Regions from separate parts of the Homo sapiens genome. Here region 1 is linked to region 2. Evidence: chromatin contacts called from ENCODE Hi-C or POLR2A ChIA-PET data. All regions are on one chromosome and are shown on one strand. The core of a region is the stretch at or near the end of the contact, and the rest is flanking DNA. Distances in the headings are between cores, read along the strand shown. Region 1 holds the start of TLCD4 (TLC domain containing 4). Region 2 overlaps SLC44A3 (solute carrier family 44 member 3).

Evidence for each region. Hi-C counts contacts between places; a loop is a spot of excess contacts on that map. ChIA-PET counts read pairs that join two places held with the same protein, here RNA polymerase II (POLR2A). Pooled maps may share reads with other maps.
Region 1: a loop to region 2 is called in a map of PC-3, with 4 times the contacts of the local background. The contact joins the promoter of TLCD4 here to the enhancer-like site in region 2. A Hi-C loop is called at or near these places in 3 of 168 maps with a recorded cell type or tissue (CD4-positive, alpha-beta memory T cell, PC-3 and naive thymus-derived CD4-positive, alpha-beta T cell), 2 of 37 single-sample maps with no recorded cell type and 12 of 50 pooled maps. POLR2A ChIA-PET finds 5 or more read pairs at or near these places in 1 of 52 experiments (activated naive CD4-positive, alpha-beta T cell).

Annotation. Positions count from the first base shown.
Region 1 is chr1:95,116,028-95,118,727 of GRCh38, forward strand. It overlaps TLCD4 (TLC domain containing 4), which reads left to right and starts at 1,328. Exons shown (of 7, transcript NM_152487.3): 1 at 1,328-1,590. It overlaps TLCD4-RWDD3 (TLCD4-RWDD3 readthrough), which reads left to right and starts at 1,896. Exons shown (of 8, transcript NM_001199691.1): 1 at 1,896-2,064. RefSeq lists a cis regulatory region at 1-80 and silencers at 1,335-1,481, 1,409-1,688, 1,769-1,818.
Region 2 is chr1:94,853,203-94,855,902 of GRCh38, forward strand. The region is part of intron 9 of SLC44A3 (solute carrier family 44 member 3); the gene reads left to right. Among named protein-coding and RNA genes, the nearest start is that of SLC44A3, 34 kb to the left of the region's middle. Within about 2 kb of position 1,394, at least 27 of the 41 ENCODE cell types and tissues checked have a DNase peak (open chromatin) inside an H3K27ac peak, as active enhancers do; they include PC-3, where a contact is called at or near this core.

The DNA of each region.
Region 1 (2,700 bases), core at 78-2,577, 260 kb after region 2:
GTTCAAAGAGCACTGGAGCCCTGGTACATCCTGAGAGTCTTGGGGAGAAAAAGGGGAACACGCATTTGGGGGCCTGAAAGATCTTTCTCTCTGCTTGACTGCAGGGCAGGTTTCTGTCCCTCCCTGTTCTGTGGTATAGATTTTGTCTTTTCCACATCAGTCCAGGTCTTCAGAGTCACTATGAATTATTATTACCATTTTAAAGATGAAGAAATTGAGCCTCAGTGAGGTTCAGTTAGCTAAAGGCACACAACTCTAATAAACTGACAGAATTCCAGGTTCTGATTTAAATTCTATTGCCCTCTCTTGAAAATAAACATGGACAGCTTATATGAGCTTTTGTGTATATATTTTCTGGTCTAAATCTGCGGCAGATATGTGTGTCTTTCTGCGCATGTATATAGTAGATCAAATATGTTAGCTCTATTGACATTTCTTAGAAATAAATATCCTGTTATCAATGATAGTGTTTACAAATTATTTATTTAGAACTTACCTCTTTTCAAGAAAAGGCCTTGTGATTGCTCTCTGCGAATTATAATGCATGAGTATACCTCTTTGTTATTTTGTTTTGTTTCAGACAATTATCTCTGGTTGATGCAGATCACTTGGAGGCTTTTGGGGCTGTATATAACAGGTCAGAACATCTATTTAATGTCAAACTTTATCTACTAGGCAACTTGGAATTCTCAGCCAGCACCAAATATTCAAATCCAACTTCCACACCCCGACAACAGAGGGGTTCCGGGTGTAGGTGTAGTGCTGGTGCACCCATGAGGGTGTTTTTCAGGAATTCTGGAGGTGGTGCTGGAGAGAACACGCTTCTTCTACACGCGCCCCCTACCAGTTTGGTATGCACCTGCAGCCCCAAAGAAGAACTGGCGGGACTCGAGTGTGGCCGTGTCAGACGTGGCAAGAAAAACCAGCAGTTGCCTTTTCATCTCTTTTCTGATGATCTAACCATGAAGTCCCCAGTATTTGAGCATTTAAGGCAGAATGTAAATTCATAATTTAAGAAGATTTTTTGTTACGTGGCTAGCCCAGGTACTGACCGCTGCGGGGGCGGGCTCACACAGTTCCCCCGCTGGCAAGTTTTGTGACTTGCTTTGGAAAACCCGGGAATTGCACCCTCTGCCCTTGGCAAGGTGTGAGCTTCCAGGATCTCTCCGCTGCGACTTCGGGTGTTAGGGTTTTTGGGCTCTTTCCGGGACCCAAGTTCCAGGGCAAGAAGGTCTGCTCGGCGGCCCGCCTCGGGGCCCCGCCCACTTTGGCCAGGGTCGGAGCCGCCCGGAGCGGGAGCCGGAGCCCGAGCGGCCGCGGCCCCTTTAAGGAGCAGCTCTGCGGTAACCCGAGCCCGCAGTCCGGGCGGGCGCGACGGCCGCCGCGGTAGCTGGAGCCTCCGCGACTGCACCTCCAAGCGGCCCGGAACCCGCGGCTTCCCTGGCTCCCGTGAGCATCTCACCGGGCGGCACTGGCCAGCGCCAGCCCTCGGGCCGGCCCGGATGAGCAGACTCCTGTAGACACCCGCCGCCCTCTCCCGGCTCGGCGCAGCCGCCGCCCGCGCGCGACTCGCCCCGGGACCCGGCACAGGTGACGCCGTTTGGAGGGGGGGTTGGGGAGGAAGGCGGGCTTGCCTCGCCCCGCGGCTCCCCCGCGCCAGCCGCCAAGCGCAGCCCGCGGAGAGGGGTGCCGCGGCTTCCCGCCCCTGGCCTAGCGCGGCCGAGAGCTCCTGCGCCTGGAGGCTGGGTGGGCGTCCGGCGCGCGGGAGGCGGCCCGGGGCTCCCGGGCGGGCTCCGGCAGGTGTGTGCGGAAGGCTCAGCATCGTCCCCGCCCGGCGGGCCACGGCGTCGCTCCGGGAGCAAATGGTGTCCCGGGGCCCGCGGCCCCCGCGCCGCCCGGGCGCCCCGCATTCCTCTCGCGTTTCTCGGGCTGCACGATTCCGGCTGCCCTGTCTGCCTGGCGGTGCCTCTCGGGTCTGAGCTTAAAGCGGGTGGGTGCAAACCTTTGGGCATCCAGGGAGAGCTTTCTTGTTAGAGCCCACACACAATCGGGCGCATCAAGTGGGTAAGTCCCCCTCCCCCGCCGCCACCTTCTGAAACAAGTAGCTCTTATTTACCCTTGCAGTTCTCAAGTGGGTCCCATTTTTAGCCACTGAGTGCTGAAAAGTCTAGTGGGAAGGGACCAGGCGTAGAGTCGGAGGGAGAAATTGGTTTCTATTTCCATCTTTACCTCTGTAACCCCTAAGTGCCTCGGTTTACCCAGCCATGAAATGGGATTCGTAATGCCAGCAGTTTCCTACCCCTCCAAGACGGCAGAAAAACCTCTGTGAAAACACTTTGAGTCTAAATTCATTTAAGAGTCGCTGTTGCTGGTCTGTATATTTTTAATTGTACACACATTTGAGTGTTAATGTGGTGCACACTTTTATATGAAATTATGAAATTTACTTTAAAGACTGATCTTGGATAATGTTTAATCCAAATACCAGTTTGGAGAAGATGGAAGAGTTTGTGTGGACCCTAGGAATTGATGTGTGAAATAGGAAAAAAGATTTAATAAAATCTTTACGCAGTCATAAATGGAGTTGAGAAAAATTGACCTTGGATTGTGGTGTTTTAAGTGAGTTACTCCCGTGCCAGCGCATGGTGTCGATTGAAATGTAGCTTCATCTTTGTGTAGCCGATTAAGGTAATAAGTTAG
Region 2 (2,700 bases), core at 144-2,643:
GCCCTGGAATGCAGGTGAAGGGTTTCACAGAGATGTGCGCGGTCCAGTGTGGCAAGTGCTGCCGCTAAAGGAAGAACTGAGGATTGACCACTGAATAATCATGATTGGAGTAGGTGAAGAGAAAGTGGGAGGAAAAGAATTGGAAAGAGTAAGTATAGACAATCTTGAGGAATTTCACTGTTAAAAGGAACAGAAATGGAGAGGAAGCTGGAAGAGGAAAGAGTCCACAGTAGATTTTTCTTAAAGATGGGAGATAGTTGCGAATGATTCAATAGAGAGAAAGATTTTGATGAAGAGGGTGAAAATTATTGAAGAGTTATGTTCACACAGGTTAGAAAGAATGGGATCTGGTGAAGTGTGGCCATAGGATCATGGGCCATTTATTAATATCATGTTCTGGGAGAGGACTCAGATTATGGACCCGTGTTGATAGCAGGTTAGGTGTGAGGTGGTCAGCACTAGCAGAGGTTTTCTGATTGCATCAGTTTTCTCAGTGAAACAGGAGGTAAGATCATGGGCTGAGAGTGAGGATGGGAAGGAAGCTCTTGAAGGTTGAAGGGGGAATTTATAAAACAGTTGGGCAGAAGAAGGGGAAACAAATGGACCAATATGGGAGCATGTAAGTTTCTGATAGTAACTCAGATGGTATCCTCTCTCTGATTTTTTTTTTTTTTGCCTCATTTATTGTTCCGCCTAATAGCTGAGGTCCAGCATAATACCAGCATGGAGTAGATGCTCAATAAATGTTTAAGTTAATTTCAGAATTGGAATTCTATCTACCTATATCTCATTTATAGCTAACCCTGTGTGGCACTCACTGTAGCTGACCCTATTGCACTTACTATTCTAAGAGCCTTACCTGTTTATTATACTTAACTCATAACAGCTATGTGTATTGCACTAAAAGCCACAAGACAGGACGAGATCACCAAGGGTGTGAGAAGTAGGTATTACCATTCTCCGATTTCAAGTGATGAAGCAGATTTCAAAAAAAGTCCCACTATTTGCAGGAGGTTGCTTAGGGGACAGTGCAGAGATGTGACTCTCAGCCTGTGTGACTCTCAAGCCCAAGCCAGTAATCACTGTCCCAAGTTCATCTTGCCTACTCTCTTCTTCACCATCAGAGAGCTGTGGCCCACATTGTTTGTCACACATTTCAAAGCTGAGCCTGGAACCAAGCCTTCTCACAATTCAGTGCTCTTCCCACCACCATCCCCTGAGATCTGTCATATCTTGGGATCTACCCATAGTCTACCTCCCATTAACACCCATTAGCTACCCATGATAGTAGCTGTAGTGCCCAGTCCATAGAGACAAAGCAACTGTCATGTGATGAGGGGATCTTGCCTGCATTCACACAGCCATCCAGGAGAGGGCAGTCATGTGTGCCTAAGCACGTCTACCCCACCCACAGGCTCTGCAACCGCAGACTCCGAGCTAGATCCAACCTGTTTCCCGGCTTTCGCCCTGAAGCCAGAGCGCCCCTGAACGTTTGTCTAAACCAATGGTTCTCAAGCCCCCCGCGCCCCCCGGTGACTTTTTGCCCCTGATATGGCATTTGGCAATGTGTGGACACATTTTTGGGTTGTCGTGGCTGTGGGAGGGGAGGGAGAGCTTCCTGGCATCTGTGTAGAGAGGCGAGGCTTGTTGCTAACACCCTCCAGTGCGCAGGACAGCCCCAGCCCCAGCCCCAGCCCCAGCGAAGATCTGGTCCACAATGTCGGTGAGAAACCCTGCCCTAAAGGAAAGTCCTAAACAGCCCCAGGAACAAATAGAAGATGGCTTTGATAAGGATGTTCAGAAACAATAGTGATCACTCAAAAATAACTTGCAGGTTCTGCTTCTTTGGGGAGTGCCAAATGCCATTCTTTGGGGGAATGCCAAATAATGTCTAAGCGGATCTTGACTCATCACTTCAGCTGCTCCCACCGCTGACTGTGCCAGGTTGGGAGGTGTGCGTATATGTGCACTTGACAGCACAGGGCAGCTGAGAGGAGAGTCTGGCCCCCATTAGCGTCCAGGTCCTGTAGGACATACTTACCTTTGTCTGTCTGAAGAAATCATCCTTCCTGTTCTGTGGAAATATTCTCCGCCCGCAAACTATTCGTGATATTGTAAACCTAGTTTTGCAAAAGCATAATCTGTCGCTGATACTGCTGGGCCTTGTAGGAGGAGCAGGTACTTCTTCCCTGGCTCAGAGCACTTCTCATATTCCAGAGTGGTTCTCAGAGTCCACTGACCTCATCTACCTAACAGGCATTCTGTTTGGGAGGGGCCACCTCCTCTGGAATTGGGAATGTTTCCTGAAGCATGCCCTGAATCACCCCATCTTAGAAAACCATAGGCATTTATCCATGCCTTACCCAAAACAGAGATTGCCTCCAAGCCAAAGTGAGCCCAGCATTCATAAAACATTAACCTCTCTATAAATCAAGCTGTTCCACTGTTTCTTACAATGTAATTCTTGTTCAGCAGAACATAGAGCTTGGGAATTAAGATCAGCCTTAGTCAGTGGAATCAGTTTTTGATCTACAGCACGGATATCCTCCCCTTTCCTTCACACAGACCCTACTGTGAATATCTAAGGACTCCTGAATGACGAGCCTAAAGTCAATTTATAGCTATGGCAGGAAATATGAAACAATCTCTAAATGTTCTTCAAGCTATAGGTTTCACCAAAGACCAGAGCATGCATCTTCT